Linked DNA regions of Homo sapiens: all the other regions are linked to region 3. Evidence: chromatin loops called from intact Hi-C (ENCODE). Cell type or tissue: Calu3. All regions are shown on one strand. Each heading gives the region's core, and the rest is flanking DNA. Links, peaks and the distances in the headings are about the cores only.

Region 1 (8,064 bases), core at 1-5,000, 520 kb before region 3:
TAAGAGACAGACACTTGGTTAGTGGCTGCCTCATATAGCACTTTTGAAGAGGCCTAAGTCAAAACTTGCAATATAACATTCTATTGACTTTCTTAAAAATATTTTTTCTGTACCTAACTTGAGCATAAGGGTTATTTGAGCAAGTAACATTAACTCAGTGGAAGGCATTGTCCTGTGAAATATTCTTAGGCAGATCTGCCCACATCTTTATTGAACTTGAAATCTAATATTTCTAGTATTTGAACAAAGCAGAAGGTTAAGTCAGGGAAGAGCAGTGCTGTCCATGATGTAATGGAAGCTACCAGGGGAGGCAGTGTCTGGATGATGCTGTGCTACCTACCCCTGCACAAGCCATGCTGGCTCAGTCTGAGCTGTGGGCCACATCAGCTAGTGGCTCTTCTCATGCATCAGTTAGGTGGGTCTGGGTGAGAGTTATAGTGAGGGAATGGTCACTAAAGTATCCTGACAAGTTCCTAGGAAAAAAGGAATAAAGTTTTTTTCCTTAAAAAAAAAAAAATTGCTCTTGGCTGTGAAAAGAGGTACTAAATGCGATTCAGTTCACCGCTAAGGAAAGTGATGACATAGCAGTTACAGAGGGTGATAAATCTCTCCAGCTAATTCAGGTCATTTTGTGAATACTATGTATCAAGCCCTGAAAATATGGTAAATAAAACGTGACAGGGAAACCTTTTTTTGATTGAATATTGTTACATAGTTAAATGTGCTATATATCCTTAATATTTTATATTGATCCTGCAAAATCTGTTGGTTTTAGGGGAGTTTTGTTTTTTGTTTCTAACAATTTTCAGACCTGTTGGTATAGGAATGTAGAAGTCTTTCAGATGATTTGAAAGCAGCTGCATTTGCTCTTGGAGGCTTTGGGAGAGCAGGAATGAAAACATTCAGAGGAAGACATCTGTAGGGAATTCTTCTGTTACTTACCAAAGAATAAGTGTCTTTCTGGTGTTTTATTTCCTATCATAAAAATACAACAGTGCATTTACAAGGTTAAAGATTCCTCGAAGTTCTAGGAAATTCTTGAAAATATAAGTGGTGCTTAGAAAATTCAAGCATTTAGGAATGTGACCTTTAATTCAGGTATGTAAAAGACTTTTTTCCCAAACTTTTAAAAGTAGGAAATACAATAAATACAGAAAAGTCATATGGTTGAATAAATAATTATAAATTGAGCACTGATGGAATCCCTCTACAGGTCAAGAAATAGCGCAGTGTCCTGGATGCCCATTATATTGTTTTCTCCTTTCTGGGTAACAAGCCCTAACTTCTGTAATTTAAAAGCTCCTACTTTTGCCACAAGGTGGTGCTTCTGCCATTAGACGCAGTTAGGAGGATGCAACTGCAAATCTAAAATTACGAAGTTAGTGTAGTTGCAATAAACTTAGAACATATGCATTAATACTAAACCTATGCAGTAATACCATAATTAGCCTTCTAATCATGTAATTTGCTTTACTTAGGTATTTCATTTGGTTCAGCCTGTTATGGAATTTACCAGCTTGATAAATTTGCCTATAAAGTTTTATAAAGAAAAGGAATATTTTGTTTTCATAAAGAGGAAAATCCATTCTTAGAAAAAAACTGAGTAAAAAAGTATCTCAATGGGCTGGGTGCAGTGGCTCATGCCTTTAATCCCAGCACTTTGGGAGGCCGAGGAGGGGGTTCACCTGAGGTCAGGAGTTTGAGACCAGCCTGGCCAACATGGTGAAACCTCGTCTCTACTAAAAATACAAAAGATTAGCTGGGCATGGTGGTGTGTGCCTGTAATCTTAGCTACTCAGGAGGCTGAGGCAGGAGAATCGCTTGAACCCAGGAGGCAGAGGTTGCAGTGAGCCGAGATTGTGCCATTGCACTGCAGCCTGGGCAACAAGAGTGAAACTCAATCTCAAAAAAAAAAAAAGTATCTAAATGTAAAATATCTTTTTTGGAAATATAGAATTTAAAAGCGACTTTCCCCCAAAGAAATCTGATGTCCTTTTTGTATCTGTCATAAATTTAATTCATAGTATTTTGGGTTTTTTTTGTTTTTTTTTTTTGAGACGGAGTCTCGCACTCTTGCCCAGGCTGGAGGGCAGGGGCACCATTTCGGCTCACTGCAAGCTCCACGCCATTCTCCTGCCTCAGCCTCCCAAGTAGCTGGGACTACAGGCGCCCACCACCACGCCTGGCTAATTTTTTTTTTTTTTTTTTTGTATTTTTAGTAGAGACAGGGTTTTTCTGTGTTAGCCAGGATGGTCTCGATCTCCTGACCTTGTGATCCACCCACCTCAGCCTCCCAAAGTGCTGGGATTACAGGCCTGAGCCACCACGCCCAGCCTATTTTGTGTTTTTTTAAAGCTAACTACCATTAAGATCATTATAGAAGTTTGGTATAATGAAGATTTGGGTTTTTCAGTCCAATGAGTTTCCATATTCTTGAATGAAAAAGATCCACATTTCATCATTTGCCTGTTTCATTTTCTTTTAGTACTTTTGAACTTAGTTTGGTCAGAAAATACTAGAATTTTAGTTTGATCTAAAGAACCAGCTTATATAACTTGCTGTTGCCATGTACATTTGTATGTCTTTGCTGTGTCAAATAACTGGATCTGATTTTAGCTCTTTTTAAGTGGTGAAAGCAATGCATTTTTATTCTTCAAATTCAGACATTGAATGTGTATTAAAATGTGTGTGCTTACCTTTAATCCTCTCCCCACCGACAATTAGGAACACGTTTCTCCAATTACTGTTGGCAAGACTACCAAGAAAAATTGTTGAATTAGAATCCCAGCACCGGGCACGGTGGCTCACGCCTGTGATCCTAGCACTTTGGGAGGCCAAAGCAGGCGGATCACCTGAGGTCAGGAGTTCGAGACCAGCAGGGCCAACATGGCGAAACCCCGACTCTACTAAAAATACAAAAATTAGCCAGGCATGGTGGTGGGCGCCTGTAATCCCAACTACTCAGGAGGCTGAGGCAGGAGAATTGCTTGAACCTGGGAGTTGGAGGTCACGGTGAGCTGATATCACGCCATTGCACTCCAGCCTGGGCAACAGAGCAAGACTCTGTCTCAATCAATCTATCCATCAATCGATAAGAACCCCAGATTGTATAGCTACATGTTTTAGCCCCCTTTTCAAAGTATATGTTCTCCTTGGTACTTATTTTGACATTCTGACTTTTCTACATATGCTTTATCAACCTCTTAATTAAACCATCATTGTCTATTTTGAGAGATAACTGCGCTGCTTCCCGTTGTGTGTTTTAAATGTTATTGTTCAGTTTGAGTCAAATAAAAGGATATTTAATCTGTGGTGCCTTGACATTAAAAGTGGTAAAGTGATTTTTAAAGGGCTCTTGGCTGGCTTTTGCACATTATGGCTGATTAACAAAAGAGGTTTAATGGATATTAGGCTGGTTGGCCCATGCAAACTTTGTTCTGCCTCTGAGCCACTGTGTAGTCAAGATGGTTCATGTACAAATACCCAAAACTAGTGCATAAGTACCCTTGATCACAGTGCCTGTTCAATATCAGTACCAAGTGTTTCGTGTTTATATTTTATGTAAAAATCAGAATTTTCTACATAGAAGCTTATAACTGCAGTCTACCTGTTAGTGCATTTGAACTGATGGGATGGTATATCTGACTTTGAGTACATTTTGCTAGAGGCAAAAGGCCATTGCTTAATAGGCTGAGAGGCCCAACTGCATTTCCGTTGGTTCTTGGGTAGTCTGGAAATGAAGGCATCCATTTTACACTCATTAAAGTGTTTTACCATAAACGATGAGATAAATAAATAAACCCATCATAGGTATCCTGAAAGTTTCTAGTGGTTTGTCATTCCAGTACTGATTTCTGAGGTTTTTAGTAGTTTTAAGTCCAGATCATATTTTTAAAACTTGAAAGAGTATCAACTTTACAGAAAGTTGCAAGAATAATGGATAACTTTTTATAGTTTATTCAGATTAACCAATTTTTGACATTTTGTCATTAAAAAAATTCTATATGTGCATATATGTATATGTTATATACATATATTTTCATGTCAAATGTGAACACACACATAAAATTTCTCAATCTTTTGACACTAGGTTGGAATGTCATGTTCCTTTACTCTTTAATACTTCATTGTATGTTCCCTAGGAACAAGAATATCCTTTTATAACCACCATACTGTTAATCTACAGTCCATTTTCCAATTTTTTTATTTGTTCCAATACTTTCCTTATATAGCATGTTTTTCCCTCTAGTCTAGGTTTAGTTTTATTCTGTGAATATGTAGAGTATCAACGTGCTTCCTGAAGTCTAAATCATTCAAATGCACACTCAAGTCTTACTCCCTTCCCTATTCCTTTCATCCCTTTTTGCCCCACCCATTGTAGGTAACCAATTTCATTTTTGTTTATTCTTTTCACCAAAATATGCAAATTTGTACATTTTTTCATGTCCCCTATTTTCTTACATAAAAGGTTTTATGCTATATATACTCTTTTTGTCTGAACAAATGGAGTTTTTTGTCCTACAAACTACTCCATGTCATTTTATGGAGATCTTCCTTTTTTATAGCCTCATGGTACTCCATTGAGTTTAAATGCCATAGTGGATTCTGTCCTCCTATATTTGTGCCTTTTGGTAGTTCTGATATTTACAATTACAAATAATACTGCAATGCTAATACTAGTATTTTTAATACTGCAATACTAATACTAGTATTTTAAAATTTTTAGAAGTGTTATCTTCAGAGTAAATTCCTGGAAATGTGATTATTCGGTAAAAGAGTAAATGTACATGTAGTTTTGTTAGGTGTTGCCAAGTTCCTTTTTATAAAAGTGGTATTCCCACCAACAATATGTGGACTACCTATTTCTCTATAGCCTCACCATCAGAAGAATGTATTGTCGTCAGATTTTTGATTGTTTGCCAAACTGATGGACAAGAAATGGCATCTTAGTGTAATTATAATTTGCATTTCTCTTATGAATTAAGTTGAATTTGCAAAAATATGCTTAAGGCACATTTTTACACCCATTTTCGGTGAATTGCTTGTTCGTGTATCTTACTCATTTTTCTAGAATGTCTAGTCCCCTTTTTCTTCACTCGATATAAAAAGTATTTTTTAAATATTAGATATTAACCCTTTGTCTATAATATATTGTAAAATTTTTTCCCAACTTCTTGTTTGTATTTTTATTTTGCTTATGGTGACTTTTTTTGCAGTGCAACAGTTTGTTTTTAATGTAGTCAAATTTATCTGGTTTTGCATCTGGAGTTGGTTTTTGTTGTATAAATGGTGTCTAATTGAACAGAGGGTCTTTTAAGGAACATAACTTTTTTATTTTTATAATTGCATAATTGGACTTTATGAAGTCCAACTTACATTGATTAAGGTGTAATGTTTTTGTGTTCTGTTCAAGAAAAACATTGCTTACCTTAAGCTCATGTAACTTCTGTGTTATCTTCAGAACTTTATGTTTTGCCTTTCCAATTCAACTCCACAGTCCAGCTGGGAATTGATTTCTATGCTCTTAATTGCTATTGGGCTATTTTTTTCTATTTTGTTTCTGCTATGTGCTTTGTTTCAAATCAGATCCTCAGAACATGAAAGAAAATAATTATCTGTTAATTTAAGCTATTGATTAATATTGCATCTTACAGATGGGGAAATAATGATTAAAGTGGATTGTTTTTGTTTTAACAACAATACCATGTAAAAATATCTTTAAGGATATTTCTAGAAAACATGGCCAGATCAGCAACTCATTTTCACAGGATGTAAGCAATAGCTATCATTGATCTTACATGCTTTTAAAAAATGCTTCTAATAAGATTTTTTTAATTGCCATTTGAGGCCATTATTTTTGAGCACCAGAGAAAGAAAAGTTGTATTTTTTCATACTGGCTCTAACTGCCTTGTGTTTCATAAAGTTCATGCTATGATAAAGACAAATTCTAGCAATTACAGTTGAAGATGCAGCTTGCAGGCAGTGGAACAGGGAAGGTTGTGATGATCATATATCTCAGGGGAAAAGTCTGTACACAGTGAAGGAAACATGTAGGATCTGAAGGTGAAAGTCCGTTCTTGACCCACCAGTTAGACTATTCGACAAAATCATACGATATTATAAAAGGCTGAAATTAAGGGTAGAGTGATAAAAATCGAAATTGTGTGAAGAAAATGACCATGTCTTTTTTTTTTTTTTTTTTAAGTTCGAGAGAGTTTTGCTTTGTCGTCCAGGCTGAAGTGCAGTGATGTGATCTTGGCTCACTGCAACCTCCATCTCTCCCAGATTCAAGTGATTCTCCTGCCTCAGCCTCCTGAGTAGCTGGGATTACAGGCACGAGCCATCACACCCAGCTAATTTTTTTCTATTTTTAGTAGAGACGAGACGGGTTTTCACTGTGTTGGCCAGGCTGGTCTCGAACTCCTAACCTCAGGTGATCCGCCCACCTCGGCCTCTCAAAGTGCTGCGATTACAGGCATGAGCCACCATGCTCGGACCATGCCATTTATGCTGTACTTACAAGTTTAATTCCTAAATAACAATTCTTAACAGCAAGTGCCTTCTGGCAGGCTGTGGACTCCCAGCCTGGGTTCATCCTGAATTCACCTCTTCCACAACCTTTTATTATGTGATGCCATAACTCTCGACACTGCCTTTCCCATTAAATTGAGTTTCCTTAAGGGAATGCCCCTTGCTGTTTTTGTCTCTGAACCAAGCCTAGCATGGTGCCTGGCATAGAGCAGGCTCTTAGTAAATACTTAATGCATGACTATGTGAAGACATAATAGATTTTGTTAAAAGAAAAAAATTCCAAAGCACTCACAGAAATAAAGCAGAGCTGTTAATTTCCCCCTCACTCCTTGACAATGGAAATAACTCTCGTAAACACAAATGACTGTGCTATGCAGTAGAGGCATTAGAGTCTTAAGTTATGAAGTCAATGACTTGATTTCCAAACACCTTCTTACCCAAAATTGCCACCCTAGTCAGATTGGTTCAGTTGGCTGATCAGACCAGTGACTCATCTGTGACAGTGGCAATAATTAGGAACCTGTTACAGATAAAGATGGACTGTTGTCCTCTGTAAACTACTGAGTTTTTTCCGAGTATAAATAGTATTTGTGAAAAATGCAAAAGAATATGAAGAAAAAGGATATCAAAATCCTGCTATTAACATTTCACTGTGCGCCCTTTAACGCTTCACATAATTGAAGTGAAATTGTATCAGTTTGTGTCCTGCTTGTGTTATTCTGAAAGCATTTTCTGTGTTACTAAATTTTTCTCAAAAACATTTCTTTTAATGGTTGCATAGTGTTTTGGGTCATGGAATACCACAGCATAATATATTTTTCACTATAATAAATAATGCTTGATGGAGTCATCTTTTTACATAATATTTTTATACTTTTTATGTGGAGATAGGGTGTGAGAAACCTACATATATCCATCATCCTGCTTCAATCCATTTCTCTTCCCCAGGTCCAGATGATTTTGAAGCAAATTCCAGACATTGTGTTATTTAATCTGCATGTATATATGCACATGCGTATATATAATAAACAACAAGGACTCTTTTTAAATAAAATATGCTGTCAGTTGTACATAAATCTTTGACCACATTTTAAAAATTATATCCGTAGGCTAGGATAGAGTAAAAAATAGAATTTCAGGTAAAGGAGATGAAAATATTTTAAGGCTTATGACAGTTTTACCAGATTCCTTTGCAGAAAGGATATATCCATTTATACTCCCACCAGCAACATGAGAGCACCTCCTTCACTGCACCCTACCCAATACCTAGTCATTTATTTGATTTTGTGAACTTCACAGTAAAAGGTTTCTTCCATTTGGTTTTAGGCTTTAACAGTACTCTTCACCCAGAAGCTAATGATAAGATTGTTGATCAGTCAGACCTGGGCTTCAATCTTTCAGTCCTTTTAGCTGTGTGACTTATACAAGTCAGTCTCAGAACATCTGCTTCCCCATTCAGTAGATAAAAATGCCTACCTTGTATGTTTTGTGATTAGATGCAATGATGCTTATGAAGTGATTAGCACAGTCCC
Region 2 (8,159 bases), core at 1,795-6,794, 610 kb before region 3:
GCTACTGGGGAGGCTGAGGCAGGAGAATGGCTTGAATCCAGGAGGCAGAGGTTGCAGTGAGCCGAGATCGTGCCACTGCACTCCAGCCTGGGTGAAAGAGCAAGACTCTGTCTCGAAAAAAAAAAAAAAAGGTAAATGTAGTGGGCCAAGACTGGTCAAAACAACTTTGAAAAATAAGAAAGAAGTTGGAATATCTACACTACCACATAATAAGACTTATGATAAAGCCAAAATATTAAAACTGTGGTATTGGGGCAAAGATAGCTCAATGAAATAAAATAGAATCTAGAAACAGACCCAACTAAATATGATCACCAGATAAATGATAAAAGTGTCACTGCAATGTAGTGTGTGTGTGTTTGTGTGAGGGGCTGTTCCTTTTAATAAGTGGCATTGATAAATTGGATATTAATATAGGAAAATGAACTTTGACTCCTACCGCATGTCAAATGCAAATATCAACTCAAAATAGCACTAAAGGTAAAACACAAAAGCTTCTAGAGTATAACAATGAAAAAAACCTTCATGATGTCTTCCTCATGTCTACCCTTTGGAGTAGACAACTACTTTTTAAACAGGAAACCAAAAGCACTAATCAAAAGAAGGCAATAGATATAGTAGAGGTCGTTAAAATTAAGATATTCTCAGGCCAGATGCTGTAGCTCATGCCTGTAATACCAGCACTTTAGGAGGCTGAGGCGGGAGGATGGCTTGAGCCCAGGAGTCTGAGAACAGCCTGGGGCAATATAGCAAGATTCTCTACAAAAACAAATACATGAATTAGTAGTCCTAGCTACTTGGGAGGCTGAGGCAGGAGAATTGCTTGAGCCGCAGAATTTGAGGCTGCACTGAGCTACGATCACACCAGTGCACTCCAGCCTGGGCAACAGCACAAGACCCTGTCTCTATAAAGTAAATAAATAAATAAAATTAAGATATTCTCTTCATTAAAATCACCAGTAAGAGTGTGAAAAGGCAAGCCACAGACCGAGAGAGCATATATCCAAAAAATAACTAGGATCCAGAATATATAAAGAACTTCTAAAAATAGGAAACGTGCACACATCCCAGAAAGAAAATGGAGAAAGATGAAGCACTTCATGAAAGAGAAGATCCAAGTGGTCAGTCATCACACATAAAAACATTGCTTCACATCATTAGTCACCAGGAATATGCAAATTAAAACTACAATGAGCTATTACTACATGCCCACTAGGAAGGCTATTAAAAAAAAATGAAATGAAAATCAACAAACCTGGCAGTAACAAGAGCCATGGGCGTGTGGAGCAATCGGAACGTTCACTTCTGCTGCTAAGAGTGTAAACTGGTAGAACTACTTTGGAGAACTGTTTTGGCAGTTTTTACTAAAGTGGAATATAAGTATATCCTGTGGCTCAGCAGGCTTTACTAGATATGCACTGAAATGTATAGTATGTACACCAAAACCATGTACTAGAATGTTTATGGCAGCGTTATTCATAAAATCCCCAAAGTGGAAACAATGCAAAATCCCCCCAAAAGTTAACAATATCATGTATATATAAATTATTACATATTCATATAACGGAATACATCAATAAAAAGAACAAAACCCTGCTACATGCAGAAATGGAGAAATCTCATAGATGTAATGTTGAGTGAAATAAACCAAATGCAAAAATATACACAATAAGTTATTACATTTATGTAGGCAAAACTAAATGATGGAAATAAAAGTTAGATTATAGTTACCTTTGAGGGAACACTGAGTGGAAGCACAAAGTAGCTGTTGGAGGTGCTGATTATGTTCTAGATCTTGAGCTGGGTGATAGTTACATAACCCTATTCACTTTGAAGAACTCACCAAGATTTCTGAATTTTACTTTGTGTATGCTATAGTTCTATAAAATTATACAAAAATTAAGAATATTTTATTTAGAAAAAAATGTCTAAAAATATTTTTACTCATAAAAATGTGGTTTATTTGATCAAATTAAAAAATATGCACAAAACAAACATAAAAAAAGGCTGGCACCGTGGCTCACACCTATAATCCCAGCACTTTTGGAGGCCAAGGCAGGAGGATCGCTTGAGGCCAGGAGTTTAAAACCAGCCTGGTCAACATAGCAAGACTCTCTCAATAAAAGAAAAATTAAAAAATTAGCTCGGCGTGGTGGCTTGCACTGTAGTCTTAGCTACACAGGAGGCAGTGGCTGGAGGATCAGTTGAGTCCAGGAGTTCAAGGCTGCAGTGAGTCATGATCGCACCACTGCACTCTAGCCTTGATGACAGAGCAAGACCCTGTCTCAAAAAAAAAAAAACAAAAAAAGCAATTACTGTCTTCCTCTTTTTTCTTCATTACCAAAAACCTTAAAGATAATCTTATCAATTTTAATAACTATATTGACTTAGGTGGTTTATTTCCTTCTTTCTCTTTCTAAATGGCTTTTGATTTTTTTTGTTTCCAATTGTTACATGTGTGTCTTCAATTATATACCAATGCATATTCTCTTGAAAGAAGTTACTGACACAAATAAGTATAAAAGGTACTGTTTTAGGTATGCACTGTGGTTTCCATTTTTCTCTTTTTAACTTTTTTTTAGGTTCAGGGGTACATTTGCTATATAGGAAAATTACATGTTGCAGGAGTTTGCTGTACAAATTATTTCATCACCCAGGTAATAAGCATACTACTTAAAAGTTTTTCAATCCTTACCCAAAAAAAAAACTGAAAATGAACAACAAAAACAGAATGAAAAAAAATCCAGGATGGTTGGGTTATCCTTTTAAAATTTCAATTACAGTCATGTGTCGCTTAATGGTGGGAGTGTGTTTTGAGAAATGTGTTGTTAGGCAATTTCATCGTTGTTCAAATATCAGAATGCACTTACACAAACCTAGGTGGCTAGGTGGCACAGCCTACTACACACTTAGGCTACTTGGTATAGCCTATTGCTCCTAGGCTACAAACCTGTAGAACATGTTACTATACTGTATACTGTAGGCAATTGTAACACAAGGGAAATATTTGTGTATCTTAAGAAATTTAAACATAGAGACGGTACGGTAAAAATATGGTATAGTTGACTTTAAAAGGTACACCTGTAGAGTGTGTACTTCATGAATGGAGCTTGAAGGACTTGGTGTTGCTCTGAGTGAGTCAGTGAGTGAGTGGTGGGCAAATGTGATGGCCTAAGACATTACCAAACGCTACTATAGACTTTATCAACACTGTTCACTTAGGCTGCACTAAATTTATGCAAACATATTTTTCTTTCTTCAATAATAAATTACCTTTAGCTTACTGTCCTTTTTTTACTTTATAAACTTAATTTTTAAAAACATTTTAAATCTTGTAATAACACTTAGTTTAAAATGCAAACACCTTGTACAGCTATGCAAAAGTATTTTTATAGCCTCATTCTATGAGCTTTTTTTGTATTTTCAATATGCATTATTTATATATTTTTAAATTTTAAACTTTTTTGTTAAAAACAAAGACATAAACACATACTTAGTCAAGGCCAAAATAGGGTCATCACGATCACTGTCTTCCCCCTCCACATCTTGTCCTGCTGGGAGGTGTTCAGGGGCAATAACATTATGGAGTTATTCCTATGTCATCTCCTATGATAATGCCTTCTTCTGGAATACTCCCTGAAGGACCTGCCTGAAACTGTTATACAGTTCACTTTTTTTAATAAGTAGAAGAACACCCTAAAATAATGACAGGAAGTATATTATAGTAAATACATAAACCAGTAACATAGTTGTTTATTATCATTATCCAGTGTTGTGTACTGTACGTAGTTGTATGTAAACATGACTGGCAGTGCAGTAGGTTTGTTTACATTTAGCATCACCTTGAACATGTGAGTAATGTGTTGTGCTATGACATTATGTCAGCTACCACATCACTGGGTGATAGGAAATTTTAGCTCCATTATAATCTTATGAGATCACTGTCAGTATAGGCGATACATCATTTACCCAAGCCTGACTGTAAATGGAAAAGACCAACATGACCACTAGATGGAGACAAAACCCAAGACTAAAGTTTTCTTATAAAAAGTTACACATTCGTGTAAAAAATGAAGTCTTTATCAAAGAAATAAAAAGTTTTAATATATTACCAGAGTAAATAAGTTACTTCATATTACTTGTGTTTAATTCTATAGATCTAAAACAGGTCTCAAGAAATCATCTCAGTTTGTCTTATAGCAAAACTGAATGAACAATGGGATGTTGAATGCTATCGTTTTTCTTCGGAAAAGTAGATGCTAAAACCACTTTGGTATCCTCTTGTAGGTTCTAACAGTCCTGATTTAAATTAAAAGCCAACCAAATCCTTCTTATATAGTAACTAACCATCTTTTCAAATTTCTTGAATCCTGCCAAATGGACTAATTATTTTAAAGCAATTATTTTGTTTCCCATTCTGTCATTTAATGGAGAAATTGGTCCTTCTGATTATAAAGGTTGTGTTACTTGGAATTTTAAAATTCCAGTGAATTGGTGAAACATATTTTTTTAAATAACAGGCCCCCCTGAAGATATATCCCTAGAATTTGAGGATGAGGTCATCTTATGCTTGCCATGGAAAATAATAAAAGAATAAAATTAGTCATATCTGGATATCTATTTTTAAAAATCGACTTCATAAAAATATAACTTATGTACAAAAACCCTGCATTACTCTTTAAAACCCAGTGACTTTTGACAGTTGTGTACACCTGCAAAATCATTACCACGATCAAGCTACGGCATATTTCCATCACCTCCAAAAGGTTCTCCCTGCCCTTTTGTAGTCCAACCTCTGTCCCCGTGACCAAGAAACCACTGAACTGCTTTCTGCCTATAAATGAGTTCATGTTTTTTCCAAGAAGATATTCAGTTGTTCCAGCACCATTTGTTTAAGAGAATGTCCCACTGAATTCCTTGGCACCTTTGTCAAAAATTAATTATCTATATCTGGATTTATTTCTAGACTCTGTTCTGTTCTATGGATCCACATGTCCATCCACCAATACTACACTGTCTCAATACTGTTGTTTTATAGCTAGTCTTTTTTTTTTTTTTTTTTTTTTTGAGACGGAGTCTCGCTCTGTCGCCCAGGCTGGAGTGCAGTGGCGGGATCTCGGCTCACTGCAAGTATAGCTAGTCTTAAAATTAGGTTATAAAAATCCCGATTTTAACGTTTTCTTTCTTTTTTTTTTTTTGACACGGAGTCTCACTCTGTTGCCTAGGCTGGAGTGCAGTGGCGCGATCTTGGCTCACTGCAGCCTCCGCCTCCTGGTTTCAAGCAAAAGCAATTCTCCTGCCTCAGCCTCCCGAGTAGCTAGGACTACAGGGGTGTGCCACCATGCCCAGCTAATTTTTTTGTATTTTTAGTAGAGACAGGGTTTCACCATGTTGGCCAGGATGGTCTTGATCTCTTGATCTTGTGATCTGCCCACCTTGGCCTCCCAAAATGTTGGATGGTGTGAGCCACCGTGTTTTCTTTTTAAATATTGCTTTGGCTCTTATGATTTTCAACTACTAGGATTTTTGCTTATCTATGTTCGTGTGCCATAAAATGCAATTCTCTCCTTATTGCATGAGTTCTCTTACATGAGGTGTCTAAAATAGTCATGCTCCTAGAAACAGAGAGTAGAATGGTGGCTGCCAGGATCTGGGGCAAGGGTAAACGGGAAGTAGTTATTCAATGAGTATAAAGTTTTAGTTATACGAGATGAATAATTTCTAGAGATCTGCTGTACAATCTAGAATCTCTGCAGTTCTAGAGATCTACAAGCGTTGTGCCTATAGATAAAAAAAATACTATGAACTAAAGTTTTAACAGGGCAGATCTCATGTTAAGTGTTCTTCACACAATAACAAGAAATTTGCACATAAGTATGGAATCTTACATGGAAGGGGAATATAATTAATAGATTTAGTGGCCAAGCATGGTGGCTCAAGTCTGTAATCCCAGCACTTTGGGAGGTCGAGACCAGCAGATTACTTGAGGCCAGGAGTTTGAGACCAGCCTGGCCAACATAGTGAAACCCAGTCTCTACTAAAAACATAAAAAATTAGCTGGGCATGGTAGCGCACGCCTGTAATCCCAACTACTTGGGAGGCTGAGGCATGAGAATCACTGGAACCTGGGAGGCAGAGGTTGCAGTGAGCTGAGATCATGCCAGTGCACTCTAGCCTGGACAACAGTGAGAGTCTGTCTCAAAAAGAAAAAAAACAAAAATTGAAAAATAAATAAATAAATTTAGTTATAGCCTATGTACAACATATACTTCATATGTGGATAAATGGCAAGCATATTTAAAAGTAGATACAAGTAACCAAATTCAAAAAATATAAACTGCAGCTTTAAAAGCAAATGCAGTTGCTTGTGCTCCTGATAGTAATTGTTATGTCCTCAAACCCTACTATAAATAAACTACATAAAAATAATATTAAAGAAAATGGAATTTTGGTTATTATGATAGACAAACTGGTGGTATACAGATAATATTCAAAAACACCACAGGTAAAAAGCTGTGACATTTGAACATGAGCTTTCTGGGAACTTAAGAAGATACACTAAACATGCACCAAATGATGCATTCTTTAATCAACTTTACAAATACATATCAAATACTAGTGTATGGTGAAGAGGAAAGGTGGTAGAATCAGATAGACAAACCTCCATCATGCGCACATGGCATGACAATGGGCAATCCGTGTAAGTTCTATAAACCTGATTTCCTTTTATACAATGATTATCTCAGAGAGTTGTTGTGAGGCTCACATGGTATCACACACGTGAAGCACATACAGCATAGTTGGCCCACAGTGAGCACTCAGTTGTTAGCTATTAATATTGTCACAGAGGTTTGGTGTACCACATCTTATATATATATAAGAACTTTCATGAAGATCAGATGAGACTATTTCATTCATAAAAGATGACTGGAGGACATTGATAAACACATAGCTTTTTAAAAAAACAATATGATTTCGATGTATTTCATATTGATATTTATTTTTAAAGTATTAAAGAAATTGACAAAATAAATAACACCATATGATTTTTACATTTAAATAACAAACTAGCCTACAACAAGATAGATATTATCCCTGATTTACCTATGAGAAAACCGAGGGGTTTTTTTTTTTGCCCAAAGTGACCCACAGGTGGCACTGAGGATTTGAACTCAGTTTGTCTCACTCAGAGTTTAATGCTCTGTGTAACCATCCTTCTGTGCCTCCAGGGAATGATTTCAGGCATGTAGATCTGTGCTTTCAATGGAGTAGCCATTAGACAAACATAGCTGAGAACTTGAAATGTGACTAAATCCAGATGTGCTGTAAAATACACCCTGTATTTTGAAGACTTACTGCAAAAAAAAGTAAAACATCTCAAAAAATTTTAAATATATATCTCATATTTTGGATGTATTGTCATATATATATAAAATTAATTTCACCTGTTTTTAATATGGCTCTTACGATTTTCAACTGCTAGGATTTTTGCTTATCTATGTTTGTGTGCCATAAAATGCAATTCTGTCCTTATTGCATGAGTCCTCTTATATGAGGTATCTAAAATAGTCATGCTAAAAACATAAAATTACATGAGGCCCATGTTTCTATGTGTTGGCACTGATTTAGATCATTTCCACTTAGGTTCTGAGAAGTAAAATTTTGGAGTTTCCAAGGGAAATTTCCAGGAATTTAAAACATCAATCAGCTACACTTAATCCTTCTTGGTTTACTCTCTTCTGAACTTAATAAAGATAGACCTTAAATATCCTTTAGAGAAAGCATTTCATATTGAACAAATTGAGTGGTCATCTAGTAATCCTACAGATGGACTGGAGCATCTTATGATAAACTAATTATAGCAAAGACATAATGATTTGGTGATATTATTTTGTAGGCAGTTGCATAAATTCCTAGAGCCATTGCAGGTAGGGTGAAGATGGTGTATGTGTTGATCAGGAATCAAGAGTTGATCCAGAGATTTCATTTTGGTATGGGACATAAATCTCAGTATAGTCTCTGGGCTTCTTCTGATCATGATTTTCCAGCATAGTGTTAGATAACATAATAGATGTCAAATAATACAAATAAATGTCTTCAGATTGTAGTATAAAGACTCTAAATCCCACCACTGTGGTAGGCTGTGGGTTGGAAGGCTC
Region 3 (8,159 bases), core at 1,225-6,224:
ACTTGTTACTGGTCTATTCAGGGATTTGACTTCTTCCTGGTTTAGTTTTGGGAGGGTATATGTGTCCAGGAATTTATCCATGTCTTCTAGATTTTCTAGTTTATTTGCAGAGAGGTGTTTATAGTATTCTCTGATAAAACAGACTTTAAACCAACAAAGATCAAAAAAGACAAAGAAGGGTAATACATAATGATAAAGGGATCAATGCAACAAGAAGAGCTAACTATCCTAAATATATATGCACCCAATACAGGAACACTCATATTCATGAAGCAAGTTCTTAAAGAACCACAAAGAGACTTACACTCCCACACAATAATAGTGGGAGACTTTAACACCCCACTGTCCATATTAGACAGATCAATGAGACAGAAAATTAACAAGGATATTCAGGACTTGAACTCAGCTCTGGACCAAGCGAACTAATAGACATATACATAAGTCTCCACTCCAAATCAACAGAATATACATTCTTCTCAGTACCACATCGCACTTATTCTAAAATCGACCACATAATTGGAAGTAAAACACTCCTCAGTAAATGCAAAAGAACAGAAATCATAACAAACAGTCTCTCAGACCACAGTGCAATCAAATTAGAACTCAGGATTAAGAAACTCACTCAAAATTGCACAACTACATGGAAACTGAACAACCTGCTCCTGAATGACTACTGGGTAAATAATGAAATTAAGGCACAAATAAATAAGTTATTTGAAACCAATGAGAACAAAGGCACAATGTACCAGAATCCCTGGGACACAGCTAAAGCAGTGTGTAGAGGGAAATGTATAGCACTAAATGCCCATCGGAGAAAGCAGGAAAGATCTAAAATCAACACCTTAACATCACAACTAGAAGAACTAGAGAAGCAAGAGCAAACAAATTCAAAAGCTAGCAGAAGACAAGAAATAACTAAGATCAGAGCAGAACTGAAGGAGATAGAGACAAGAAAACCCCTTCAAATAAATCAATGAATGCAGGAGGTGGTTTTTTGTAAAGATTAACAAAATAGACCGCTAGCAAGACTAATAAAGAAAGAATCAAATAGACACAATAAAAAACTATAAAGGGAATATCACCACTGATCCCAGAGAAATACAAACTACCAGCAGCTGCTATTTGAATCTGATGGTAGGGATAGAAGAGGTGAGAGGAGCTCCATGTCCCTTCCCTGAGACACTATTTCCCTTTTGATATAGGCTGAAACCTTGAGTCAGAAGAGTAAGGGGCTAATGGTGGAATTTCAGATATGAGTGAGTGACAGGTGACTGAAGAGCTATGAAACAGATTTTTTTTTTTTTTCACATGAAGTTTCACTCTTGTCACCCAGACTGAAGTGCAGTGGCATGATCTCAGCTCGCTGCAACTTCCACCTCCCGGGCTCAAGCGATTCTCCTGCCTCGGCCTCCCAGGTAGCTGGGATTACAGGCACCTGCCACTACACCCGGCTAATTTTTCTGTTTTAGTAGGGATGGGGTTTCACCATGTTGGCCAGGCTGGTCTCGAACTCCTGACCTCAAATGATCCACCTGCCTGGCCTCCCAAAGTGCTGGGATTACAGGTGTGAGCCACCACGTCCAGCCAGCAGATTCTTATTCTTCCAGCTCAGGACCTTCATCCAGGCCTCACCTTCCCAGTGTCTGCTCAGAAACTCCTCACACCTCAAGTTCCCTCCGTTTTGACCCACTTAGCTTTCATCTTAACCTGATTTTCATATAATAGAACCTAGGACTTAATAACCCTGGGCATGGACCTGTCCCAGAAACCCACCAGGTCCTGCCTCCTCTTGTTCCCAGAATCCTCTCCATGTCCTTCTGTGGGTACTGCATGTCCACAACCCTGACCCACCCAGGTATGCTCTGATCCCCCCACACAGGCCATGGGGGGCGCTGACACACAGACACAGGGACAGCATAACATGAGAAATCAGAACTGCCAGCCTGTTGGTGAGCCCTCCTGCCACTGTGCCCTGCAAAGCTCTTCTTTAGGGATCAAGCAGGGCCCCTTCCCATCAGGTACAGGTGATTTATCAGAGGGATTGCCTCCCCAGGTGTGTTTAGTCTGAATCCTTACTCTGAGCCTGAGATACTATTAACTGGCTTGTGAGGAAGAATGGCTTTTGAGGAAGAAATATCAGTTATAGGAACTAAGAAGCTGTGTTGGCCGGGCGCGGTGGCTCATGCTTGTAATCCCAGCAACTGGGAGGCTGAGACAGGCAGACCATTTGAGGTCAGCAGTTTGAGACCAGCCTGGCCAAAATGGCAAAACCCCATCTCTACTAAAAATCCAAAAAAAAATTTAGTTGGGCATGGTGATGTGTGCCTATAATCCTAGCTACTCAGGAGGCTGAGGCAAGAGAATCCCTTGAACCCTGGAGGCAGAAGTTGCAGTAAGCCGAGATTGCGCCACTGCACTCCAGCCTAGGTGACAGAGCGGGACTCCATCTCAAAAACAACAACAACAACAAAAGCTGCATTATCTCAGTACAACTTAGCACAGCATGAGAACATTGACCCCACTTCATCCAGTAGGTTGGTTATTCAATTAACAGCTGTCTCTCCTAGTAGACCTTGTTAGTTGTACTCACTGTTGTATTCCCAGAACCTATCACATAGCAGTGATTAATAAATGTTTGAAGAATGGGTGAATAAATGAACAAATAAATGGAAGACCAGACAGGGGTAGGATTCATGTTGACTACAATCTAAGATACCTCTTCCAGGATCACGGGGAGGGAAACAGAGGACAAATGGGAGTATGGAGTGGTCCAAAGGTGCACTTAGAAAGCTGAGGGAGACTCCACAAGGCGCTTTCCACTTGAAACGTGAATTGGGGCTCAGAGAGTAGAGAGTCACCTCCTGAAACAGCGGGGTGGGATGAGCAAAGAGGGAGGAGGGAGGATTGAGAAGTGAAGGTTTAAAACAACTACTGCAGGTAATGGGACTAGATGCCAACTGGACTCATGGAGAAATTGCTGAGCAGCAGGGTGGCTCTGAAGTTTTAACTCTAATGCTGGGGCCGGCAGACACCATCAACCAAGAAAGGGAATGGAGGAGGAGGAAACTTAATTCAGGGAAGAGTTTATGGGGGTCAGGCTTCCAGATAGAGCTAGCTGTCTCAGTTCAACCAGAATTTATCAATTCTTGTATGGAGTACAAAGTAAAATAGGAGAGCTCTGCCCTAGAGGAGCTAGAAAATGCTCCTCAAATCTGAGGGAATCATAAATGCCTAAGTAAAACCACAGAGGATCTCATACTATGGCTCAACTGTGAATGAAAAGAATGCCAAAACCAAAGGTTTTTCTCATCTCCCTCCCCCTTCTCCTTCTTGCTCCTGTTTTAAACCAAAACGCACAGATTTCAGCTCCTTGGCAGGTGAACAGCATTCTTTTTCACCAAGTGTGAACTACACTAGGCAGTCTTGGAGCACCCCCTGTTGAGTCTTCAAGGTATTAAATAGTTAGCTCTTGGAAGATAAGCTTCTAGATTGTATACGTAGCAGAAAAATGCACTCATTCAGCAAACACTTTTTGCCAAAACATTGTAACAGGCACCATGACTATAAATATATGCCCTCAAGTTTCTTCTGGTCTAATAAGAAAAAAAAATATCACTGTTCATTAGGACTGGCACTCATTTCTAAACAGAAAGCCTGTATCGAAAGCAAATTTAGTGGGAACTGAGATCTGTTGACTGAATTATGGTTCCCCTAAAAAGACAAGTGAGTATAGTATCCTGTTAGGTAGAAAATAGAAAAAATCTAGTCCCTGTAGACTGTTTTTCTTCTAGGTCTACTCTCTAGCTCCCCAAATATTAATCTGATCCGGCACTACAAAACACTGCACGAAGCACTACAAAAACCCACACCTTCAAAGGTGCCAGGTGGTGAGGCAAATGTGGGTCAGGTAAAGAGAACAGACTGAAGTCAATAGTTCTGAACTGGAGCTAAATAAAGCCATGCAAACTTGAGCAAGTCTTTTTTTTTTTTTTACTGTAAATCAACAAATTACAGTTGTTTATATTCATGGAGTACAAAGTGATGTTTTGATATATGTATACAGTGTGGAATAATTAAATTAAGCTAATTAATATATCTATGACCTCAAATACTTACCATGTTTTGTGATGAGAACATTTGAAATTCACTCTCATAACAAGTTTGAAATATGGAATACATTATTACTAATGATAGTCACAACACTGTGCCATGGATATCCAAACACTTATTCCTTCTGTCTAACTAAACTTTTGTACTCTTTGACTAACATCTCCCCATTCCCTACCCCCAAGTTGCTGGTAATCCCCATTCTACTCTCTGCTTCTATGTGTTTGATTGTTTTAGATTCCACATATAAGTAAGATCCGCAGTATTTGTCCTTCTGTGCCTTAGTTCACTTAGCATAATGTCCTCCAGGTCCATCCATGTTGTCTCAAATAGCAGAATTTTCTTCTTTTTCAAGGCAGGCACAATAGTATTTCATTGTGTATATATGCCAAATTTTCTTTATGTGTTTATCCATTGACAGAATGAGCAAGCCTTTTTAGCTCCCTGAAACTGTTTCCTCACTAGTAAGATGGAAATTAAAATGTCTATTTTCAAGATAGTTATAAGGATTAAATAAGATACTAATGTAGGAAACTTTGCTTTTTTTCTGCCCATATGATATACAGGAAAGGGAAACACTTTTTAAACTGCTGATCATGCTATTGAAATGAAATATGGAAAAGAAATTTAAAAAATAAAGTGCTGATCAAGTTTTGGTTATTGCTGTTATTAGTCCATAGAAGGGTACCCTCCATCAAGGAAAAACATGCCTCTGTCTTGCTGGTGAGCCATCACTGACCCAGGTAAATGAGAGGAAGGTGAGGTAAATGCAGAGGTTTTATCAAAGAGTCTTTTTCATTTCACGAATAATCAAAGTTACACAGAAAAATTTTATGTATCTGTGGCAAACAGACTCTACCTTTTTAGCATCTTCAAAAAAAATATGAAGTACCTAGGAATAAGTATGACAAAATTGTGCAGATCTTAATGGTGAAAGTTGTAAAACATATTGAGAGATATTAAAGACAGCTTACTTAAATTAAGAGATATACTATGTTCATAAATTGGAAGACTCAGTATTGTAAACATGCCAATTCTCCCAAATCATTTATAAAATCAATGCAATTCGAGTCAAAATGCTAATCAGTTTTTAGTGGCATTTGAAAAGATGATCCCCAAATTTATGTGAAGATGCAAAGGACAAAGAATAGCCAAGATGCACCAGAAGAAGAAGAAAAAGAAGGAGGAGGAAGAAAAAGAAGAAAAATGTAGGACTGGCACTGTCAAATGTCAAGACTTGATATAAAGTTACAATATTTTAAACAGAATGGATTGGTACATAGATCAACAGACCAATACAATAGAGTCCAGAAAGAGAACTTTGCATTATATGAACACTTGATACATAATAGAGGCAGCACTGCAGGGCAATGGGAAAGAACGGTTTTTAAATAAGTGCTGCTGGGACAATTTGCTATCCATATGGGTTAAACAGAAATCAATTCCAGGTATCCAGTACTTAACAGAAAAGGCAAAACTAGGCCAGGCTCAGTGGCTCATGCCTATAATCCCAGCACTTTGGGAGGCCAAGGCAGATGGATCATTTGAGGTCAGGAGTTCGAGACCAGCCCGGACAACATGGTGAAACCTGTCCCTACTAAAAATACAAAAATTAGCTGGGCATAGTGGCATGCACTTGTAGTTTCAGCTACTTGGGAGGCTGAGGCAGGAGAATCATTTGAACCCAGGAGGCACAGGTTGCAGTGAGCCAAGATAGCACCACTGCACTCCAGCATGGGCAGCAAAGCAAGACTCTGTCAAAAAAAAAAAAAAAAAAAATGAATGAAAGAAAAGGAAAGAAAAGAAAAGAACTATAAAGCCTTCAGAAGATAAAATGGGAGAATATTTTCATGAGCTTGGAGAAGATAGTTTTCTTAAACAGTTACCAAATGGCTGGGCGCGGTGGCTCACCCCTGTAATCCTAGCTCTTTGGGAGGCTGAGGTGGATGGATCACAAGTTCAAGAACAGCCTGGGCAAGATGGTGAAACCCCATCTCTATTAAAAATACAAAAAAATTAGCTGGGCATGGTGGTGGCGCCTGTAATCCCAGCTACTTGGGAGGCTGAGGAAGAGAATTGCTTGAACCTGGGAGGTGGAGGTTGCAGTGAGCTGACATCACGCCACTGCACTCTACCCTGAGTGACAGAGCGAGACTATGTCTCAAAACAAACAAAAAAAATTACCAAATGAACTAACTGTTCAAGAAAATATCAATAAATTTTTACTACATTAAAATTAAGAAGTTCTGCTCATCAAGTCTTCACCATTAAGAGAGTGAAAAGGCAAACTTATATTCACAATACTTATAACTGATTAAAAATTCATATCCAAAATATATAAGGAACTTCTTCAAATCAGTAAGAAAAATGGACATACCAATAGAAAAATAGGAAAGATATTAGAACTGAACCAGTACTTTACAAAAAAAAAAAAGGAAGAAAGAAATATAAATGTCCCACAACCTTTCTTGGTTGCAGGGAAATGCTAAATTAGAACCACGATGATATAACAGTATATAAAAACCAAACATTTGGCCAGGCACGGTGGCTTACATCTGTAATCCCAGCACTTTGGGAGGCCAAGGCGGGCAGATCACTTGAGGTCAGGAGTTCAAGACCAGTCTGGCCAACATGGCGAAACCCTCTCTCTACTAAAAATACAAAAATTAGCCAGGCATGTTGAAGTGCACCTGTAATCCCAGCTACTCAGGAGGCTAAAACAGGAGACTCACTTGAACCCGGGAGGCAAAGGTTGCAGTGGTAGTGAGCCGAGATCATGCCACTGTATTCCAGCCTGGGTGACAGAGCAAGACTCCAACTCAAAAAAAAAGCAAACATTTTTAAAGTTGATAATATTAAGTGTTAGTGAGGATATAGAGCAACTGAAACTCTCACACACTGCTGTTGGGAGTATGATTTATGATTTGTACAACTGCTTTGGAAAACTGTTTGGGGTTGTCTACTAAATTTGAATATGCATATATTAAGTGATCTAGAATTTTTATTTCTAAGTATATACCCTACAAAATACAGGTACATGTGTGCTAGAAAACATGTACAAAAATGTTCAGACCTCCAGCCTGAAGTAGCTTTTGTTAGAAAAAAGAATGTTCACAGCAACATTTCTCAGTACTCAAAAAACTGCAGACCACTCAAATTCCCATCAAGAAGGCAGCAAATAAGTAAATTATGGTGTATTCATATACAGCCAGGGTTGAAAAACTTTTCTTATGAAGGGCCAGATAATAGGATATAGGATTTCGGGTCATATGTAGTCTGCCTCATATTTTGGCCTTTTTTAGGGGGCAGCAGTGGAGAGTTGTTTGTTTTAAAATTTTATAATTGTAAAAAACATTCTTAGTTCACAGGCCATACAAAAACAGCCCACTGGCTGGATTTGGCCCATGGGCCATAGTTTAGCCACTCCTGATATAAAGAGAGTCTACCTATATAGCATCAAAAATGAATGAACTATAGCTACTTAAAACCCTATAGAAGAATCTTACAAACGTAATACTGAGCTAAAGAAGCAAGATATAAACATACACAAATACATAAAAAATCACATATGCAAAAACATCATAAGCAAAAATCACAAAAATATAATTCCATTGATATAAAACAAGTGCAGTGAAACTATGGAGCTTAGGAATGCATAAATAGACCTTAAAACCACAAAGAAAAGCAAGAAAATAGTTACCATACAAATCACAATTATGAATACTTCTGGGTCAGGGAAGGGATTGGAATCTGAAGGGGACCTCTGGGGCACTGGAGACATTCTATTTCTTGACCTGGACAATGGCAATATAGGTATTTGTTTCATAATTATGTAACTTATACATTTGTGTTTATTGTTTATCAAATTGTATGTCTATATTTTATGCATTTTTCTGTGTGTGTCATGTTTAAATGTGTCATCAATTGAATTTACAAAGACAGTGGTACAGATGCAGCCTCGTTGTCTGGGATAACACCCAAGGTTCTTTGTCCCACAGCTATGGAGATCAAGGATGTGGACACACAAAGGGTGAGGTTAAAGCAGAAGTTTA

Evidence for each region. Peaks named below come from ENCODE experiments on the same cell type or tissue, not always from the same donor. Only the 100,000 strongest peaks of a DNase experiment are listed, where the experiment ranks them.
Region 1: a loop joins it to region 3, with 8 times the contacts of the local background. A loop is called at or near these places in 58 of 110 quality-filtered maps.
Region 2: it touches region 3 in a loop (9-fold over the local background); 66 of 110 quality-filtered maps call a loop at or near these places.

What each region holds. Positions count from the first base shown.
Region 1 is chr11:94,410,835-94,418,898 of GRCh38, reverse strand. MRE11 (MRE11 double strand break repair nuclease) reads left to right here. Exons shown (of 20, transcript NM_005591.4): 20 at 1-3,329. Among named protein-coding and RNA genes, the nearest start is that of GPR83, 13 kb to the right of the region's middle. In Calu3, for the core only: no CTCF peak of the experiment used is centred there; no DNase peak of the experiment used is centred there.
Region 2 is chr11:94,500,735-94,508,893 of GRCh38, reverse strand. It overlaps a transcript of MRE11 not described here. Among named protein-coding and RNA genes, the nearest start is that of C11orf97, 7.6 kb to the left of the region's middle. In Calu3, for the core only: a CTCF peak has its summit at 4,032 (motif pointing right); no DNase peak of the experiment used is centred there.
Region 3 is chr11:93,890,830-93,898,988 of GRCh38, reverse strand. It overlaps the pseudogene LOC101060084. Among named protein-coding and RNA genes, the nearest start is that of VSTM5, 44 kb to the right of the region's middle. In Calu3, for the core only: no CTCF peak of the experiment used is centred there; a DNase peak (open chromatin) is centred at 3,418.